Linked DNA regions of Homo sapiens: all the other regions are linked to region 2. The links are chromatin loops, found by intact Hi-C in ENCODE. Cell type or tissue: GM12878. All regions are shown on one strand. Each heading gives the region's core, and the rest is flanking DNA. Links, peaks and the distances in the headings are about the cores only. Region 1 has its middle 89 kb from the start of MDFIC. Region 2 overlaps FOXP2 (forkhead box P2). Region 3 overlaps FOXP2 (forkhead box P2).

Region 1 (7,323 bases), core at 1,538-6,537, 280 kb after region 2:
AAGCAAAAGCAAAGAAAAATAATGATTGCTAGAAAACACAAAATAAATTGTTAAAAAAGTGCCAAATATATGGTATCATACTATACATAAATGTATTGAACTTATGTAATATAATACAGAGAATATCATATTAAATATAGAGACTATAGAGACTTGTTTAGAACAAAGTGAGAGAAAAGGGAGAGGGAAGAAAAAAGATATATTAGTCAAATACAAACTAAAAGGAAGCAAATATAACAATGTTAATATTTGACAAAATGGAATTTAAGACAAAAAGCATTTGTAGGGACACTACATCATAATAAAGAATCCATCCATCAAAAATATAATACTCATAAACCTCTATGCTTTTAACTACATAGTGTTACAAAAGTTGTAAATAAAAACTATTAAAATCACAAAGTTAAAATTAACATACACATAATCATAAAAGCTTATGTCAAATGTAAAATAAGCATATGTCAAAACCATAGAATGTATAACACTAAGAGTAAATCCTAATGTAAACTGTGAATTTTAGGTGATAATGATGGGTCAATGTAGGTTAATAGACTGTAACAAATGTACCACTTTTCTGTGGAAAGTTAATAATGGGGGAGGCTGCATGTGTGGGGGCAGTAAGTACACAGGAACTCTCTACTCCCTTTCTATATGCAGAACGTAGAAGATATAGCTAACAAAATTACAAACTTTAACTAATATATATAATTAGAAATCTGTACTAAACAAATAAATACGTTTTTCATAAAGAAGATGTCAACATATTTCAAAGGATTGATAATAGACAGACTTATGTTCTTAAATTAGAAAATCAGAGTGAAAGATATTAAAAATTTAAAAAGATTCACATATGTTGGGGAGCTTAAAAAAACTCCCCAATAATTTATAATGTAACTAACTTGAGTAGTTGAGAAAACATCATCAAAAACATCAAAATAAAATATAAAATTATAAAAATCATGCTCACAAGAATATCACTGTATTGCCATATTCCTCAAATTAATCTGTCATTTGTAATAAAATCCAATTAGCATTTTTAATGGAACTTGAAAATCTGATCCTAAAATTCACATGGAAGAAAAAAAGTACAAAGTAATTTTGAAGAAAACAAAAAGGGCAATTACCTTTTGAGGTATCATGATATTATACCTCTACAATAATTAAAAGAGGGTAGTATTGGCTCATCGATATTAAAACAGACCAGTGTCTATAGACAGATCAGAAATAGACCTAGAATATATATCACGTATGAAGGAAGTGACATTATATATAATTGTTGGTAAATGAGTTATTCAATAAAATATGATCAGATTCACGTTGGAAAAAAAGAGATTTCCTACCTTGTACCACAAAGTAAGTTTCCTCTATTGAAAAATTTACTGTGAAATTCTCAAGAGAAAATAAACTATATTATTGAAATTGGAGTAAGAAACACATTTCTTGTAACAGGGACACAAAATCATAAACCATATAGAAAATTATTGATAAAATCTATTCATTGATAAGTAAAATTTCTATATAACAAAAGACATGAAAAGCAAAGTTAAAATTCAAAACTGGAAAAAAGATATTTGAAGATAAAACTGGGAGATGTGTGTGTGTGTGTGTGTGTGTGTGTGTGTGTTTGTGTTGTGTGTATCTGAAAAAATGAATATCCACAATATTTAAAATATTTACATAATATAAAACAAAAGACAACTGAATGAAAAACAAACAGAAGTTAACCATTCTAAAGGTTATTACAGAAACACAAATTTAAAACAACTGTGAAATATAATTTCATACCCAACAGGTAGAAAACAATAGAAAATCTGACAATATTGAATGTTGTTCAAGATGAGGACTGAACTCTGACCTTTTTCTTCTGGTCCAAATTCCTGTCGAAGGGGCTGGGGAGTCACTTTGTACAAACCATAAAATTTCATCAGATAAGTTTTATTTAACCCTATATAACATGGCTTACTTTCCAACCTGACTCTGATGTAATATCACGTGACAGATAAAGAAGGTAATCAAAATATTTCACCCCCAAATACGTTTTTTGTCTTCTTTTAAAATGTCCTGCAAAACTGTTCTTGTTGGGAAAAATTGGTTCTGTAAAGAATCTCTGCTAACATAACTAGATCTCTCCCGCTTCTAGGCCCTCCCAATTCTGAAGAGATTAACTGGGAGTCTAGCCCCTTTTAGAGGAAGAATAGGAAATATTTGCCATCTGTTGTCTCTAATGGCTGCCACTGATAAGGCTTCATGTACATAATAAGAACCCTGGTCTGCACAATCCCTTATCTTGACCCAGACACTCATTTCTATTGATTCCAGGCCTTTAGATAATAACTTTCAAATAACTGCCAATTAGAAAATCTTTGAATCCATGTATGAACCTATGACCTATAAACTCCCTATCCTTTTGAGTTGTTCCACCTTTCTGAACCAATGCATGCCCCACATATTTTATTTGATGTCTTATGACTCTCTTAAATGTATAAAACCTGCCTGTAGCCTGATCACCTTGGGCACATGTTCCCAGGATATCCTGGGTGCTGTGTTACAGGTCATAGTCCTCACATTTGACTCAGAATAAATCCCTTCAAATATTTTACATAGTTCAACTCTTTTCATCAACAAAGATAAGGAGAAATAAAAATTCTCAAACCATTTTGGAGAGTAATTTGGCAATAGCTAGTAAATGTGAAGACACACATATCCTCTGATCCTACATTTCTGTATCTTGTGCTAGATTGTTGTCATTACATTTATTTTAATAGTGAAAATGTGGCAATAACCTAAGTATGTTTAACAGCATTAATATGTGAACCCCAAAGTATCTGAGACAGGTCTTAATCGATTTAGAAAGTTTATTTCGCCAAAGTTAAGGATGCACCCGAGACCTAGCCTCAGGAGGTCCTGATGACATCTGCCCAAGGTGGTTAGGGTACAGCTTGCTTTTGTACATTTTAGGGAGATATAATATATTAATCAATACATGTACAATGTACATTGGTTCAACCTGGAAGGGTGGGACAACTAGAATTGGGAGGGGCTTCCAGGTCATAGGTAGATTTAAAATGGTTTTGATTGGTAATTTGTTGAAAGAGTTATCATCAAGATAGGAATGTCTGGGTTATAATAAAGAGTTGTGGAGACCAAGGTTTTATCATGCAGATGAAGCCTACAAGTAGAAGGCTTTAGAGAAAATACATTGTACATGTTCCTTATCAAATTTAAGGTCTGTGTTGATATTAATGCTGGAGGTTATAATGAGGCTCGTCTGATCCCTCTTCCATCATAGCCTGAATTATTTTATCAGGTTAACTCTGGAATGCCCTTGGAAGAGAGGAGGGGTCCATTCAGATGGTTGAAGGAGAGGGGAGGGCTTAGAATTTTATTTTCGGTTTACAATATATTGTGGCGATTCATATGTGAAATAATATATAATGGTTAAATTTGTAAGTTAGAGCTACATATATGAAGTTGTTGATAAAATATTGAAAAATGTTCAGCAAACATGAAAATATATTGTAGAATGATGCATGTAGTAAGGTACCATTAATAAAGCTTTAAAACATGCAATATTGTAGACTTCATGGATTCATCCTTGAATAAAATTACAATGTTCACATAATTGCAAAAACAAAGGGAAATAGGATTGAATTGAGGCACATAGAAGGATTCACGTGCAGCTGTAATGTTTTTTAAAAATATCTGAAGCAAATATGGCTAAATGTCAAGTTTTGGTAAACATAGGTGTGAATAAAGAGAGTTTATTATCTTATGTGCCATATATTTCACATTTGAATAAAGAAAAGAGATTATTTCTACTTTTTCAGATGTAGTTATTAGCCCATGTTCATGACTCTTCTTTAATGCTTGTAGGTTTTCCCCTCTTTCATTTCCAGATTAAGAATCTGACTTATATCTAAACCCAGTGTAAGACCTGAAGAAGCACATGTGGTAAACCTGTTTCAATGCAGAAAGCACGTAGGGCAAATGATAGCATAACTACTTATCACATAATGTTGGAAATTTATAGTGCCAAATCCTAGGACAAAGAGTTTATGAAAGGAAAGGAAAAAAGTGCATGAGAGAAAATAATAAAACAAAGGAGCCAACTCTTTATCAATGTAATAATAAAGGCACAGCCTTTCCACACATTTGCCGTTTCCCCTCAAAGGACACGTTGCTCAGATCATAATTTCATAAGCTGTTTCAGATATTCAAATTCACTTTCAAGAAGGCCTACATACACAGACGAGTTTTTGCAGTTGTTTTATTTGTAATTAACAGTAAACTCCAAAGTTGTAAGTTAGTCATAACATAGCTTCCTACATGGAGTTTCAGGTTTTGCCTATGTAAGTCAGAAATACCCAGATGAGAACACTAAGTTCTGTTATAGTCCAACTTACTGATTCATCTCTTTTCTTTGGTGATTTGCAAACTGGGATTATGAAACTTTTCTTTCTTTCTTTCTTTCTTTCTTTCTTTCTTTCTTTCTTTCTTTCTTTCTTTCCTTCTTTCTTTCTTTCTCTCTTTCTTTTTCTTTTGACAGGATGTCACTCTGGACTGCAGTGGCAGGAGCACAGCTCATTGCAGCTTTGACTTTCCTGGCTCAAGTAATCCTTCTGCCTCAGTATCCTGAGTAGCTGGGGCCACAGGCATGCACCACCATACCCAGCTAATTTTTATTTTTAGTATAGATGAGGTTTCACTATGTTGCTCAGGCTGGTCTTGAACTCTTGGGCTCAAGCCATCCTCCTGCCTCAACCTCCCAAAATGTTAGGATTATAGGTGTGAGCCACATTGCCTGGGCTCTCTGGCTTATTTTTAATCCAAACCAGTCATTTTATGATTCACAATTTGTGAGAAGGTGAAAATAATAACTTCAGATGCATATGTTAGGTCAGTGCTTCTCAAATTTTAGGCTGCAACCCATTAGTGGTTTGGGACAAATTAGTAGTTGTGAAAGAAATTAGTGGATTGCAACCAGAATTTCTAAAAATAAAAAAAAGAAAAGAAAAAAATAGAGAATATCCAAATGCATAGCACATTATAAGGATACATAATGGTATTATTCCAGATACATATATAGCTGAAATACAATGTAAAATATATTCCTTACTGTGGCCCACAATCAAATTTTAAAAGTCAATGTAGTGGGGGGATTAACTGGATCTAGTTGGGACATCAGACTCTCTTTCAAACTGATAAAATAAAGAGCATACCCTCAGATCAAAGAGTTGTTATTCTTTGAAAATACTAAAATTGTCATTGACTCATGAGAAATCTCAATAGGGAACTGGCGGAGATTTTTTATCTGTTAGAATTTCTACCTCCTCTCCTATTGCCAAAAAGAAACTGTCCTCAAATGGCTGTCCTAATTGCTGACAGTGTTATAATCTTTTTCAGAAGCTTAAATTGTTATTATTTTTTCCTTCTCAATTTTAGTATGTTGAATGGAGAAAAATTGGTCAAGTCAGTTATTTGTATAATATGAGGAAAAGAACACTCAAATGGGTTTTTAGTTTTTTTTATTAATTATTTTGATTTCTTGGACACCTCGTTTAAATGTTTACCATAACCACCAAAATAATAATCTAAAATATTCATAATAAATAACACTTTTGACTACTTATGTACCAAGAGCTTTATTATTTCCCATTCTAGCTAGATCGCTAAGTATCATTCCAGGAAGGCATTCAAAATATGATTCCCAGCCCTCTCCCTGTACCCTATGATCCAGATCCATGTCTGGTATGGGGCCCAAAAACTTATTATTTAGAAAGCATGCTAGGTGATTGTCATTCTCAGACAAGTTTGTGGGAAAACTACCTTGTATCTTTTTACCCTCACAAAAAAGCTCTTGGAAGTAGATTTTATTATCCTCATTTTACAGGTGAGGAAAACGGAACCTTGCATAGATTAGGCAATCTGCCTCAAGTTACCCAGAGAGAAAATGTTGAAGCAGGAATCTACATGCAAGAATCTCATAGAGACTCCAACTCTCACCACAGACTGCAACCAGGTAAGTAGTTTGGCCACGTTTGGGCAATTTGCACTGTTCAATGATTATGCAAGTCCCCTTTCCCAGTCTAACTTTCCTAAAACCCCAAGCCCTGCCCCCTGGACAAGAATGCTGTGTCCCCATCAGTCTCTCTTCCTTCTCTTTTCCTCAGCTCTTCTTGTGATGTAAGAGCTTGTTATGAAGCAGAGGATTCCATCTACTCCTTAAAAAGTAGGATGACCCCTTTAAAGTCCTCAAAATGGTGTTGCTGCAGGTAATCTTTTTGCAATCTGGAGGGTTGCCTGTAACTATGGTTTCAGAAATACATCATCTTTCAGAGAAAGCAACCTCCCTACAGTGCGGCTTTACAGCTGTGAACAGCAGCTATGCTTTGACTGTTAAACTTTCTTAGATATTATTGATAGCCAGTGCTTCTCAAGGCATTAATAAAACCTGGAGACAAGAAGGAAACACTGAGGGTAAGTGACCATCTTTGTTATCATTATTGAAGAATTGTTGCCATAAAACATACAACATGTGAAATGCAAGGTTTCAAATCTGTATAGTGTTTAGTATATTCACAATGTTGTGCAAACTTAACCTCTATCTAGTTCTAAAACATTTTCATCAACTCCACAGGAGACTCTCTGCTTATTAAGCAGTTGTTCCCTGTCCTCCCAGTCCCTGGCAATTCTAATGGGTTTGCCTATTCTGAATATTTCATATGAATGGAATCATATAATATGTGAACTTCTGTGTCTGGCTTCTTCACTTAGCATGTTTTCAAGTTTCATACACATCGTAGTATATTTCAGAACTTCATTCCTTCTAATGGCTGAATACTCTTTCATTGTGTGGTTAAGCTACAATTTGTTTAACCATACCCATTCATCTGTTGATGGAAATTTGGGTTGTTTCCAACTTTTGGCTATTGTGAATAGTGCTGCTGTGAACATTTGTGTGCAAATATTTGTTTGAATACCTGTTTTTAATTCTTTTGGATATATACTTAACAGTGGAATTGCTGGGTCAAATGGAAATTCTGTAATTAACTTCTTAAGGAATCACTAAACTGTTTTCTATAGCCACTGCTCCATTTTACATTCATACAAGCAGTGTATGAGGGGTTCCAATTTCTCCACATTTTTGCTAACATAACATTTGTCTTCCCTTCTTTTTTATTTTCTCTTTCTCCCTCCCTCTCTCTTTCCTTCCTTTCTCTCTCCCTCCCTCTCTCCCTCCTGATTCCAGCTTTTCTAGTGGGTTTGAAAGAGTATCTCATTGTGCTTTGGTTCACATTTCCCTAATGGCTAATAATGTACATG
Region 2 (7,323 bases), core at 836-5,835:
CTAACACTAGAGTAATAGGTGCTGTTTTAACATGAGAAAAATCAGAATACTTGTAAGGTGGACCCTCATACTAGCAAAGGTATCTAAGAGTACGTTTTATGACAAATATTTATAACTACTGTTCTTTGTTCTATTTGAAAATAGCCTTATTTCTAGTGATTAACAAAACAATATGTGCTTTCAAAAATAATCCAGGCAATACAGAAAACTATGAAGAATTGAAATTCACTTGAACTTCAACCTCCCACTGATACTGTTAACACATATTTTACATTGATGTTATCAGAATTTGTGCGTACATTCATGAGGGATCATCAAGCCAGGCTAGAAATGTATGTAGTTTCATATTTTGTAGCTATTTTTAAATGTGAGATTGATGTTTAGGGTATAGCTTACTTTAGGACCATGGAAAAGCAAGAACATCTTTTAAATGACCTGCTGGTATTCCCTTCATGCTTTATAATAAAGGTAAGAGATAAGCCTCTGTGCTATTTGGGAGAGGCACTGGGTTCAAGGTTTGACTCCACCATTTACTGACTGTATGACCTTCAGGAGGGCAATTCGGTTCTATCGCCTCATTGCCTTTTTCTGTCAACTGGGAAGACGTGACTCAAGCTCTAAAATTTTGTTATCTCAATGCTTTATTATAGTAAAAGAGTATACCTTCTCAGTAACATATATTTACAAAAAATTATCCTTTTTTATGTGTTATATGCCAAAAGTTTTAACTTTGATAATGAGTTAGTTTTCCCCTTATCAGCAAAAACAAGAAGAAGCAAGATTATTTTAAAAGTTGGAAGTTTATTACTCATTTATTCAGGTTAAAATATTCTGATACTCGAAGAAAAAGTGAAATTTGTTGTTGGATATAATACAATGTCCATATTCATTACATACGTTATTCCATTATGTTCCACATACCCCTATGACATGCCAGCTTATCTGTTTAGAGTACTTTTCTGTGTGTTCAATTATATATGTAAGGTTTTTAATGAAGAAAAATAAAATAAGGAATATTTAGAAATATAATTATATAGAGGTCAGGACTGTGAAAATTGCTTTTCTCACAATCACTATAACTTAGCTTTATCGCCTAAATTATATAGTAATAAAAATTGTTTTTATACTCCTAGAGTAACCAGTCTGTTCTTGGTAAGAGATTGCAATACATTTATCTAAATAGAAAATAGTTCTCTCTCCCAGTCACTTTTGAAACAGTATTTCCCTAGTATGTTTGAAGCCATGTGTGGAAGCATTTTAGATACTGTGAAATTAAAAAAAAACTGACAAAGTATTTTAGGAAAAACCCTTGATCCTATTTATTTATTGTAATAGCTGCTCTTCATTCAAACAAACATCAGTGAGTTATGGAAACGAATATAGAGCTGGAGTTAGGATACCCAAGTCTTAACCTGTTACAAAATGCGAGCACTTGGCAAGTTCTTTAACTCTCCTGAGCCTCAGTTTTCTCTTACGTGATGAGGATTGCTGCATAATATACATGAAAATGTCTTAGAAATGTAAACTTCAATTATTTTGTTTAGTATTTTATTTTTCACATACTATCTGAGCTCTTGTAAAAATAAAATTCTGAATGAAATACTGAACTAAGAATTCAGCCATTTAATGTTTACCTCTTCAGACTTCAACATCACTTAAACACATTGACTTCCTTTGTTGCTCCAGTTCATTAATGTACATGCTCTCATTAATTTTTCAAGAAATAAATAACATCTTTAGAAATCTATAACTTCATTTTCTTTTCACAATAGAAGATTAAAGAGAGACAGTTTTGTTGACAGATTACATCTTATATTCCACCAGCTAGAATCTAGCTGAATAATTTAAGTATATGAACTAGAAGAATATGTAACAATAATAAACTGACTTCCTTTTGATAGCTCTGAGTATGTGTTTGAATACACATAAAAACAAGCTGGATCCTTTAAAAGATGAAAGTAAAGTTCTGTTTATTAAATTTTGAAATATTTGCTAAACATAAATGGAATCCAGTTTTGAAAAAGGAAATATCAAAAAGATACCACAATGATCTATGCTGCAAACACACTTTCAGATAATCTATAGAATTTTGCTCTGTTCTTCATTAATGGATTTGCTATTGATCATCTGATTGCATTCCTTATTGATGTTTTCTAGGTATATTTTTATTGTGCTTTTAAATCTTTTTCATATAAACAAAATACATATTACTTAAAAACCTCTAGAAATAAAAATCTCTATTATTATGTCAATAACAGAGGATACCAAAAATGTAAGGGATAGCATTATTTGGTATTATGCTTATTCCTCTTTAATATTAACCAAATTTTAAATATGGCTTCTAAAAATTTTTACCATTTTTAGGGTCAGGAAACATTTAAAAAATAAAATATCTTCAAAACATTAGATGTATGGATTACTGTTTGGAACATCCAAATGCCCTTTCAGATTAGTGTGATATGATTTGTCTTGCAGCTGCTTCAAATTAAGAACAGGTGTAGAAAACAGATTATGCAAATACTCATATTAATGTAATTGTCAAATTGGTGTGTTTACCATTGTGCTTTTAAAGAGTAGACTGTACTTCTATTTTAAATGTAAATTAGCTTTATTCTTCAGAGCAGCTATTGGCTAATGAAACTTGGTTCTGCCTTAGAAATGAGTAATTTCTAATAGTAACACAGTTCTAAAATTTGACATTTTCTTTCCCAGTAAACTTATTTATATGTAAAAATGACAATTCTGTATTATTTTTAGTATGTGTATAATCATTATGATTTTTTGAAAATTTAAGTTGATTCTGGACTACTATTTTCTTTTATTGTGGTAGGTAGTGATTACAATGATAGCTTTTGATCTCCTAACATATTTTCTAATTTAGAACTCATATTAGCTTTTCATCTTTATAGATCTAAACTGTCAATAAATTAAGTTCTTTCCAGAAATTGCATTACATTTATTTTAATACTAATTTTTTTTCATAGCATCTAGTTACTTTCAATAGTATTTTAATGTTAAAAATGCTTAAATTCTAATTTTGGTGTTTTGCGTTTTACTACTAGTTCATCCACGTATCTGTATGATGATTTTGTGATTGCCTAATGTCAGGATTCAGACACGTGTATCTAAAAAAGGGCTTCCTCTTAGTCCCTGGCTAGTCTTCTAGGCTCTTTAATGACAAGTAGTATGAGTCATCATATCTACATGCGTGACTAGGGCCAGCGAAAAAGAAGACCAAGGAATCAACCAGAGAGGTTTCACAAGTCAGATGTTCCCATTACTTTTTTAATACTTTTTTCTCTAATAAAACAGAGATCCTGAAGCATTTATAATTTTAATTTGCTTTGGTAGCATATATTTAGTGCTTACTTTGTGTACCTGGTAATGTATTTATTTATGCTCTTTCATTTCACAGAATAGGCACCTGAGGCTTAGAAAGGTTAAATTACATTATCTACAGTCAAGTAGCTGGTAGTTTGAGCTGGAAGTGAATTCAAGTCAGTCTGATTCGAAACCATGTGCCTTTTACTCCTTTGTTACAGATAATATAGTGCCTCTTAGTTGCTGTTCAGGTTTTTCATTTTCATTTTTAGAAAATGAGATCAAAGTAATGACAAGGGGATGACAAGGTATTACATGTGAATATTATCTTTTCTTGAATGTCTTCATTTTATGAAACCCAGGTATATTGTTTTGTGGTTAAGATAGAGCAAAGGGGCTGGGCACAGTGGCTCATGCCTGTAATCTCAGCACTTTGGGAGACTGAGGCGGGCAGATCACCTGAGGTCAGGAGTTCGAGACCAGCCTGACCAACATGGTGAAACCCCGTCTCTACTAAAAATACAAAAATTAGCCAGGTGTGGTGTTACATGCCTGTCATCCCAGCTACACGGGAGGCTGAGGCAGGAGAGTCACTTGAACCCAGGAGGTGGAGGTTACAGTGAGCCAAGAATACACCACTGCACTCCAGCCTGGGCAACAGAGCAAGACTGTCTCAAAAACAAACAAACAAAAAAACAAACAAAAAGATAGAGAAAAGGAAGGGATGAAAGTTACATGGCTCCACCATGGAGGGGATCTCCATCATCACTACGAATAGAAGATTCTACAGGAATGACTCTGAATCTCTTTATTCCCTTGTCTTCTATACCTCCCTCATCTCTACCTGTCAGGAACCACTGCTGACATGGCAGTGGACTTGGTAATGAAATTAGATGTTTACTCAGCAATATATGAGATAACTTTTAATATGAAAGAAAAAGCAAATGGCAGTGATGGACTACTACTACTGGAGTTTTCTTGGCATCATGAGAATTTTCATGTCAAATGGTAAGAAGTTTTTTGCTGGAGTTTTAGTTTTTAAATCACTAGTCCTCTTCCTCCAGGTTTCTTCCCCCTACATCACATCAAAATGAGGAGGGGTAAGAGGCTTATAGGGACCAAATCATAATCAGAGATGCCAACAAGATAAGCTTCTGTATATGCTACATGCAGTCTCTATTCCTCATTTATCCTTATTGGCAAGAAAAGGAGCTGCCACTGAGACCAACACCAGATAAGCAGAAGCTGATCCAAGGGCTGCTGCTGCTTCCCCTGCAGGGATCAGAAAAGGAACTACCACATCCTCCAGTCCCTGCATACATTCCTAGGGGTGATCATAATCTGAATTGCTCCCCCCTAAGGAGTAAAGCATACAGTAAAAGAGATGCTGGTACTTTGTGAATTTGGAAAAAAATTATAATATGATAGTGTTTTTCTTTACATATAATAGATATTGCAGTGAATCTTCATGCTTCATTCATTGAATCAAGTTCTAATCCAAAAATACATTCCAATGGAAAAGACCACCAAAAAGTAATTAAAGGGTTTGCCTCATCCACAAACTCTGAGGACATCCATGGTCAGTTCTTCTATGAAAGCATAATACCCTATATAAGCACAGCATTTATTGATGCTGATAAGCTTTCTGATTAAGTTCACAACAAATGCACTTCAGAATTATTTTGAATAGTTTTTTCTAGTTTATTGCTTAAAAGTATATCTCTATAAGAATATCAGATACAGTGAGATTTCTATTAAGAAAAAATTAGTAACTTTAAAGATCTTTTGTATTGTTTTTTGAAAAAACTGTAAAACAAGCTAAATGCTATATAATACATCTACTCTGTTACTATGCTGTTTTATTCTGCCTACTATATTATTTTCCTTTTTTTAGTAATTTTATTTTTCATTTCTTGAAATTAATATGTAAAATACAGTTTTTACATTAAGCAAGAAAGACTTTTGCTTGAAAATTAATAAATCTCTACATTAAATTCTTGGGCTCAAACCCTGTTTTCATACATTGTTGGACAATGAGTCAAGGTGGAAAATCTAAGGTTGTTCTGTGCTCAGTGTCTTGATTTGAAATATTCAGAATATAGACTTACTCAGAGATTGGAAGCTGGTTTAATATGTTGTGCCAGCCATCCTGAAAGCCATTTCAGTAGATTCTGTACCCTGGCATTTGTTTTAGAAATAATTGCATGCAAATGTAGTTTTACATCTGTACTATGTCTCTTAATCCTAACCAGGCATTTTCCATTAGATGTAGTCTGAAAATCGCATTAAGACAAATATATATCATCTGTGAAATTATGCTCTGAATGCTCTAAATAGGAAAGAAAGGGGCAATATTCATGTTAAATATAATAAGAAGTATTTTTTTCTGACTCCCAAATTTTAAAATGTCGATTTCACTTCCTAATTAGTGCTGCATTATAAAATTGAGTTAAGATTGTTTTCAAAATTTTCTTATTCAGTTTATCACAAAACTTTCCTACAAATGAAAATGTACTACCATGTCAAATTATTTTCTTACTTTATGCTTGGTACTACAAAATTTATTTTTGTATCTCTAATGGCAATGCAATTCAGATAAGTTATATTGTAGTACTCTTCTGTTCTCAAAAGCAGAATTTTGCAACAAGAATTTTGACACTGAACTGACTTTATTTATTTATTTATTTATTTATTTATTTATTTATTTAGAGATGGAGTCCTGCTCTGTCGCCCAGGCTGGTGTGCAGTGGCCCGATCTCAGCTCACTGTAACCTCTGCCTCCCGGGTTCAAGCAGTTCTCTGTGTCAGCCTCCCAAGTAGCTGGGATTACAGGTGCCCACCACCACACCTGGCTAATTTTTGTATTTTTAGTAGAGATGGGGTTTCACCATCTTGGCCAGGCTGGTCTTGAACTCCTGACCTCGTGATCCACCCACCTTGGCCTCCCAAAGTGCTGGGATTACAGGCGTGAGGCACTGCACCCAGCCCTGACTTTTAATATACTAGAGATTACTAGTGTATTTGAGGAATCTAAGAAAGAATATTAAGTAATAAAACACGTATGAAGTCATGGGGTATCAACTGGAAGAAAGAGGAGGTAGAGTTTATAGAAACAAAAAGTTATTGCTTGCCATCAAGAAATTACCATTAAATCTTTATTTAAAACAGTATCTTGTCTCATTCTGCATTCTTCATAGTTACTTCTTGAGGATAACACTAATAGGACTCCAGATATGTCAGAAATCTTTTTATGTATTTGAACTTTCATTTATCCTCCAAGAGAAAAGACAGGTGGTGTACACAAAAATGAGAAATCTGAAGTTCACAAAAGCCACTTTGCTTTATATGGGGCTCTTGAAGAGCTGGTTTTTGCTTCTCTTTCTGTCCCCAACCCTACCCTACCACCCTTCTTCCCTAAAATTAATTTGTTTGACTTTATGGGACTGTCTCTGCTTCTCAGAATACATCAGGGGGTCAGACACCTTCAAGCCTTTATGATGTCTACTTCTTTAGTCTTAAATGTTCTTCATCTTTACCCCACCCCGTCTCCATTTGTATACTAATGTCCATTTATTCTTACCTAGAGTCCTTTATTATCTCATCTGCCCTGTAAGAACCCTTTCTCTATGCTTCCTTTTCACCAGTGCATACGTCTGTCATAGTATAATACTTAATATGAAACTCATCACTAATAGTTTGCCTTCCTGATTCGTCTGTGCATTCTTGAGGTTAGTGGCTCCTACTTGACTTTGCAGCTGATTCTTAACCTAGTGGTTGGTGTTCTGTAGTGTCCCACAGAACTGAGATGGCAATGTATACATTAAATCTGTTTGTTTTGTCTATTAAATAATTATTATATATGTTAAATTTTTTTCTTTCACTCTCCAAATGTTCATAAGAAATCCAGCTACCTATTTTTTTTCAAAAACGCTTAAACTCTTGAATAAAGCAAACATGCATACAAGTAAACAAAAATGCAGTAGTCCATAAGTACTCTGCAGG
Region 3 (7,323 bases), core at 1,140-6,139, 75 kb after region 2:
TTGTTTATCAGAGAACAAGGAGTTAAGTAAATTGACAGTCAATTTTATAAAACAACTAAACACTTGAAAAACCCATTGGTGAATTAATTTTACAATATACATTTCAGAATGCTTTTTATTATAATAAATTCAAATTCAGTAATTTATAGGTATGCCAGTATATTCCTTAAAAATACAGAAATATTTTTTAAAATCACTGAATTTCTGTCATAATGTTTCAAGTTACTCAATTTGATCTAATTAATCTGAATATGTTAACATGGAGAAAAGAAAAGACATTGCTATTTTTCAGTATTAAATATGAAAGGTTTTGATTTATTTAGTTCTTTATTTCTTTTTGGAGGAAGAATTAATCCACCCTGGATTTCTTTTTTTTTTTTCTTCTGCTTCTTCTAACCTCTTTTCATTATTAATTTCTCCTTTCTCCATAACATAAAGTGCCACACTGGAAAAGTTTGAACTGCATTAAAAATAACAATTAAAATAAGTTGTGAACCGTATCTTTTAATCTTTTTTGGTTTTGAAAGACATGTTGCCCAATAAATTTGTTCTAAAACAGTATTTATATAAATACTTGCTTTTATTTACAGTAAAAGTGAATTGTTTTTTCTAGGAAAGTGATTACTATTTCAAAGGTTGCAAACTTGGAAAGTTGACAAGTTGTTTGATTGCATACTGGTTAGTACAAGTAATGCCTCAAACAGTGTTACTTGCCTTCTATCTGAGCATATACTTTAGGTTTCTATACCAGTTTTTCTGATCACCACTCTTACCATCCTCTTCCTATTTCTTCACATCCGTTCTGTCTTTCTCTAGGGCTTTCCCACTAGCTTGTCCTTTTTCTACGTTTTCCTTACTTCCTTCCTTCTTTCTCCTTTATATCTTTTTCTCCTTCCCTATCTTCTTTTTGCCTCTCATCCTCAGAACCCTGAAGAAAAAGGAAGTAGTGGGAAAAAAGTTTTAAGTAAATTACTTTTATTATTTTCAGTTTAATGAATAACCTTTGAGTAATTGCTAAATTTTTGTACTTCCTATTATAAGCTCAGTTGCTTGAAATAAGAAAAGGTTTAAAGAAGAAGCTAGAATACTAGTTATATGAGTTCTTCTTTCAGAAGACCTATGTATGTCATTATTTTTCTGGATATACACACAGACACACACACACATATATATATATATCTCCTATATGAATTATCACATGTTGTCATATGCTAAATTTTATTACTATATTTATTTTCTAGTACTTTATCATGTGTATATAAAATTTTGAAGATGATGATTATATTTTTAAGTAAGTATACTGTATACATGCTTTTTACTAGTTTAGATAACATTTATATGCATATTTCCAATTTTTTAATCTTTAATATTTATTTTAATTACACTTAAGACATTTCAAAAACCTTTGTATTTATAGCACAGTGACATTGATGAGATGATCAATTATGAAATATTGAGAACACCACCATGTGGTTGTTTATTTTTAACTATAGATATTATAGCCGAAATTCAAATATCTAAGCATGTTAAATAAGAGCTATGGAACATAAAGAGTTTGATGAAATCTGATGCCTCTGGAAAGCTAGTGTCTATGTTTTGTGATACTTTAGTACTATTGTAAAGAAGTTATAGTAAAATGTGACGTAAAAATTATTGATCATCAATGCTAAAGAATTTATAAAAGATAACATACTATTTGTGAAGTTGATTAACAGATATTTGGTTATGACCACGAATTTTCTTTCTCTTTCTCTTTCTGTGCAAGGTGCCTGTGTCAGTGGCCATGATGACTCCCCAGGTGATCACCCCTCAGCAAATGCAGCAGATCCTTCAGCAACAAGTCCTGTCTCCTCAGCAGCTACAAGCCCTTCTCCAACAACAGCAGGCTGTCATGCTGCAGCAGGTAATGTGGGTTACCTGCTTTGGTGTTCTAGCATGACTTAGAAGGTGTGCACTTATTTTGAAAGTGCAGTGGGCATATTTGACAATTCAGTCTCCATTTGAAAGGACAACCTATTAGCGTGCTAGAACATAAATGTAACATTTTAATTATAGAACTCGTAAGAAAATCTAGATTGCTTATTTTTTTAAAAAAATTATTAAAGTCTAGAATAAGAGCAGAGAGAGGTGTAATTTGAAAATGGAATGAGCCAATATTTAAATATTCAAATGCTTAGGTACATTCAATTTGTTGACTTGCCAAAAAAATGCAAAAATACTTACCAGATAATAGTTGCTTTTAAAACTCCTAACACCTTAGCATTCCTTTTAGTTCACAAAAGTATGAAATTTGAATAGACCACTTTGTTAAAATGGAGAAAGTAACATCCCAGATTTTCCTTTTCATAGTATACTCATCGTTTAGAAAGAGAAGAATCTATTTATTATAATGAAATTAGGCAGCTGAGCCACAAATTTATGAAATTTATCTTTTTAAAATAACAAACATAGTGTTCCTAATAAATACCATATCGGAACCCTGAGTGTATATAGACTTTATATTATACACTTACTTATTAGAGAGAAAATAATGTGCTTTACCTGAAATTTTTTATATATAATTACTTTGCTAACTTCTGTGCTGATGACTACAGACCAATTACTTGTAAATCTGACATTGTTCTGAACATCTGATGGATTAAGTTTTTTCCAATAAGAATTGAGCAACCTGATTTTATGTAGCTAAATTTTTATTCTTACAACTGGTAGAGTATAGCCTAGTTTTTATGTGTCAGTAGGACTTCAGATGTAATAATTTAAAGTATTAATTTGGCTCTGACCCTTTAGAATACAGACTTTCTATACCCTTTTGTTTAGGATTTTTTGGATTCTGGATTGGAAAATTTCAGAGCTGCCTTGGAAAAAAATGTATGTAGAGCTGTCTCTTTGAATCCAATGTATATTTTTTGTTGTTTTTATGGGATGAATCTTAATGGATACTCTGCCATATGCCAGTCTAGAAGAGTTTAGGAGATTTATAATACGTGAAACTTTTGCCTTTATTTATTAAAGTCAAAATGGTTTATTCAGCAACAACTACAAGAGTTTTACAAGAAACAGCAAGAGCAGTTACATCTTCAGCTTTTGCAGCAGCAGCAGCAACAGCAGCAGCAGCAACAACAGCAGCAACAACAGCAGCAGCAACAACAACAACAACAGCAGCAACAACAGCAGCAGCAGCAGCAACAGCAGCAGCAGCAGCAACAGCATCCTGGAAAGCAAGCGAAAGAGGTAGGATCCGGTTATCTCATTGATACATAACAGTTTGCAGTTAAGAAGGGGCTTTGAGCGGCAAGAATAGTCTTAGATCTTCCTATAACAAGGCTCTTGCTGTCAAAGTTGCAGTATTATATATTTTTACTGAGCTTAGTAACAGTGATAGGCTCTCAGGCTCTCCTTTTTTGTAGCATGGGACTTGAGAGTTACAATCTAATGCTGCTGTCGTCTAATGTTCACTAATGAATCACAGTACAAAGAGCAAGCTGTGTGGTGGACAAAGTACTGATTATCTTGTATTCATGGAGAATCTAAGTTGGTGAGGGAACCTTATTTTTCTCAGTGGTGCAGCTCAGAGAACATGCATGCAAATTTGGCCTATTGTTGGGGATAGGGAGACTAAGGGAGAAACTGGTTGAGCACAGATTTCAAAGTCACAGGCCCCTGATTAATGAACTGCTACTGTAGGTTGAGAGTGGCGAGTAGAAAGTTACAGTTTGATATGCTCATAAATCAAACTGACAAGCGGGCTTCTCAGGCCTAGCTTGCACTTGTCAGCAAACTGCATCAAATATAAACATAATACAAACAAAACATGTTGAAGTAGTTAAATTGATCAGCAGGTATCAGAGCCGTTGTCTTCAAGCTGCCCATTATGCAAACGTACAGGAAACAGTTTTGACCTCCTGAGGCTTTGTTTCTGTTTGGATTTGTGAATAGAATTTCAGACAGCCATCAACTACAGAATAGAAATTGCTCCCTTATTTCTCCCGAGGCTTTGGGCAATCCACATGACTTGCTCCATTATGCAGTCTGTTTTCCAGTGAGCGCATCAGAAGTTTCTCTTTTCCCCAAACTAAAAAGGAAAGGTCTTCCACAGCAGCTTGTCTTTCTCTGAAGTGTGACTGCCATCTCATACCCTCTGGAGTCCAAAGACCTCTGGTTTGTCTTGTAATGCCTCACAAAATTGGAAGTTATACTTTTTCTTATAATAAGGGCACTTTTTTTTAATTTTGCCTTGAACGTAATTCTGCCTTTAATATATTCCAACAAGAGAGGAGAAGAGAGAGAGAGCTAACAGGCCTATCCTATGAAGGCTACATCCCAGTTTACTAATAGATCACCAGAGACCACATTCATGGACCTCTGCAGATCAAACTTATTCAATTGGAAAAAAAAAAAAAGTGTGTCGTAGAAGTTGACTATTTCTGTAAAGTAGTGTTCTTTTAATCTAGAGAAATGTATTATTATCTACAATAAGTAGATTTTAAAAAGCTGAACCTTTATTACATACTATCTCTAGACCTTGCTCCATACTTTTTTGATGCAAGTTCCTTGGTTCTCTAACACGATTTAATAATTGAAAGAAAGGCAACTGAAAATCTAGAACTTACTCACATTCTGCCCCTGAACTTTGACTATGGGATGACCAAAAAACCCACTCAGGCAATGAAAGGAGTGTGCATTTCCCTGTAAGAGAGCTGTTTGTACAGACCATGTTCTCTGCTGTTTACTGGTTTGGGTTTTCTGATACCAGCAGCAGCAGCAGCAGCAGCAGCAACAGCAATTGGCAGCCCAGCAGCTTGTCTTCCAGCAGCAGCTTCTCCAGATGCAACAACTCCAGCAGCAGCAGCATCTGCTCAGCCTTCAGCGTCAGGGACTCATCTCCATTCCACCTGGCCAGGCAGCACTTCCTGTCCAATCGCTGCCTCAAGGTACATACAAAATGTTGTGCACTCTTCATTTCAAATCTTGTACTTTCTACCATTTCATGGCCTTTCTGCCTTATACCTTGAGAAATTTTGTTTTTATGACTTTCAAATTTATTATTAAAACGTGATTGTTAACATGGTGGCATGACCTATTTTCTAGAGGCTCAGAAATTTTACCATATACTGCTTTCAAGTGTGAAGTAAAACTTTCAAGTTTTTGTTAGATATTAAATGTGTATTTATTAGTCTTATGGGCACAAAATGATTTATAAGGGCAACACAATTCAAGCACTATTGAATATACAGGAGGATCTGCAGGGAATTGGATTACCGGGAAGGCTGACAGCAGTCCATTTAACTAAGTGAGCTGATAGGAGTTTGGTGGACAACTGATAAAAGAAAGATAAAAGTTCCTAATCTTCACACTGAAATCACCACATGTTAAAGAGAGGCTTCATGAATTTCTATAGAGCACATTCCAAGTTAAGCTTTGTAGAACCCCATCCTATGTCACAGGACATATCCATTCTTTTTTCTCTCAAATAACATTGCCTATGCATGTATTGTAAACTATAGTTTTAAAAAATCTGTCAACTGTATTCTTATTTTTCTGTAAGAAAAATTTGGAGGTACTCTGATAATACAATTGTGTGTCATATTCATAACCCTTCACTTTTGGGAAATGGAAAGTTTTAAATTATAAAAGACAAATAATGGTAAACAAATGACTGTGTGCTAAAATTCTCAATTCAGGTAAGTTATATATCATTACACTTCATAAAGGGATATTCTAACTTGCATTTGGATTTTGTTGGGACAAACATTAATCCAAATGTACATTAATTCAAATTAATTATATTTGTCACAGAGGAGTTCATATTGTAGTAGCATTGGCTGCACATTTTGCTGATTCTAAAGGACATACTAAAGAAAATCAGGAGTATCGTGGTAATGTTCTCTCTTTTTATTTATCAAATTAATGTCTCTTTGGCTTTTTTCCCCCTGGTTTTCCTCTCTCACTTGACTTCAAATCTTCTAATTCACCTGATTGAAGCACTCCTAGGAAATCAAAAAAGATAAAGTTTAAATAGCAAAAGAAAAACAAGGCAATAAGCCTGTTTTTCTGAGTTATTCTAAAGAATATTGGAATAAATATTCTAAAGAAAATTGGAATAAATCATAGCGTCATTATATCAATGAATGTTCTATTCACAATTATTCTTCTTTAGAAAAATAAATACAATTTAAAGACATGAAAAAGTAAAAAAGAAAAGAGTTTATAAAATTATTTCAGTGTAAACATGGATTTCTTCAATAGAAACTATACTAAAACAGAAAAAATATTGTTTTTGTTTTCAGTCAAGTTCAAATGAAATCTGTATTTAGGATATAATTATATGAGAATTTCCTCAACAGAAAAGCATGATCTACCACAATCTTATTTTATTAATTCAAGTAAACATTTTAAGAAAGTTTAAAATATGTGCTAATAGAAACACAGTGTAACTTGTTTAAAACATATTGTGAAACCACATTCTTTCAAAACAAGCAAAAAACATCTCTCTGAACAATGAAATTTATAATGATATAATCATTCTAATAGTTTTCAAATAGAAATTACCTGAATTCAAATTAAAATTTATTTTCATAGAATCCTTGTTTCTCTCTTTTCTTCTGTTTTTATCCTTGATAAGATATATGAGAGATAAAATGAGAAAATGGCGAACATTTAGGGAAAGGAAAGTAAATCTGAAAACATCTGTCTTTGAGCAGAAAATTTATATTTTAAAAAGGAAAAAAGATGAAATCACTCAACTATGTTTTCATTAATATAGGTTAAAAAAATCCATCTGAATAATTGTAGGGCCACAAATGTAGTTGGTTCACCGATCAAAGTTTGTGTTGTTGCCATGTAAGCCACACAAACCGGCATCATTGTCTTGTTTTTTACGATTTAGATGATTAAGTGTGAAAAATATCATTGTGGAGGCTCATTGTGTGTTGAATACACCAGCTACAGTAAAGGAACCTAGCGTTACGGTACTATGCTGGAATCCCAAAACTAGAGTGGGGAAAAAGTAAAGAAATATTTGTTGTACAGTGTAAGCCCTGAATCATTTCTTCCTTAGTTAGAGGTTAAGGTAAAAGTATTTTGAATATTTTTATTATCAGTTTCCAGTTCACTTTTTACCAGGTTTTTGATTGGTTGATTAGCCTTGAAAAATAGCCATATAAAAACCAAGTAGGATTAATGTGCAATGATGGATGATGTTCTCATTGTGTCTTTAAAACTGTATCTTTTCTTTTTTTTTTGAGGAGTCTCACTCTGTCACCCACACTAGAGTGCAGTGACGCTAACTTAGTTCACTGCAACCTCCGCCTTCCCGGGTTCAAG

What was found. Hi-C counts contacts between places; a loop is a spot of excess contacts. Peaks named below come from ENCODE experiments on the same cell type or tissue, not always from the same donor. Only the 100,000 strongest peaks of a DNase experiment are listed, where the experiment ranks them.
Region 1: it touches region 2 in a loop (2.0-fold over the local background); 1 of 110 quality-filtered maps calls a loop at or near these places.
Region 3: a loop joins it to region 2, with 2.3 times the contacts of the local background. A loop is called at or near these places in 1 of 110 quality-filtered maps.

Annotation. Positions count from the first base shown.
Region 1 is chr7:114,829,157-114,836,479 of GRCh38, forward strand. No RefSeq gene overlaps it. Among named protein-coding and RNA genes, the nearest start is that of MDFIC, 89 kb to the right of the region's middle. In GM12878, for the core only: no CTCF peak of the experiment used is centred there; DNase peaks (open chromatin) are centred at 3,965 and 4,255; H3K4me3 peaks cover 370 bases; H3K27ac peaks cover 2,025 bases.
Region 2 is chr7:114,551,799-114,559,121 of GRCh38, forward strand. The region is part of intron 3 of FOXP2 (forkhead box P2); the gene reads left to right. Among named protein-coding and RNA genes, the nearest start is that of MIR3666, 98 kb to the right of the region's middle. In GM12878, for the core only: no CTCF peak of the experiment used is centred there; DNase peaks (open chromatin) are centred at 3,193 and 3,483; H3K27ac peaks cover 1,112 bases.
Region 3 is chr7:114,626,775-114,634,097 of GRCh38, forward strand. It overlaps FOXP2 (forkhead box P2), which reads left to right. Exons shown (of 17, transcript NM_014491.4): 4 at 1,766-1,903; 5 at 3,031-3,231; 6 at 4,754-4,931. Among named protein-coding and RNA genes, the nearest start is that of MIR3666, 23 kb to the right of the region's middle. In GM12878, for the core only: no CTCF peak of the experiment used is centred there; a DNase peak (open chromatin) is centred at 3,707.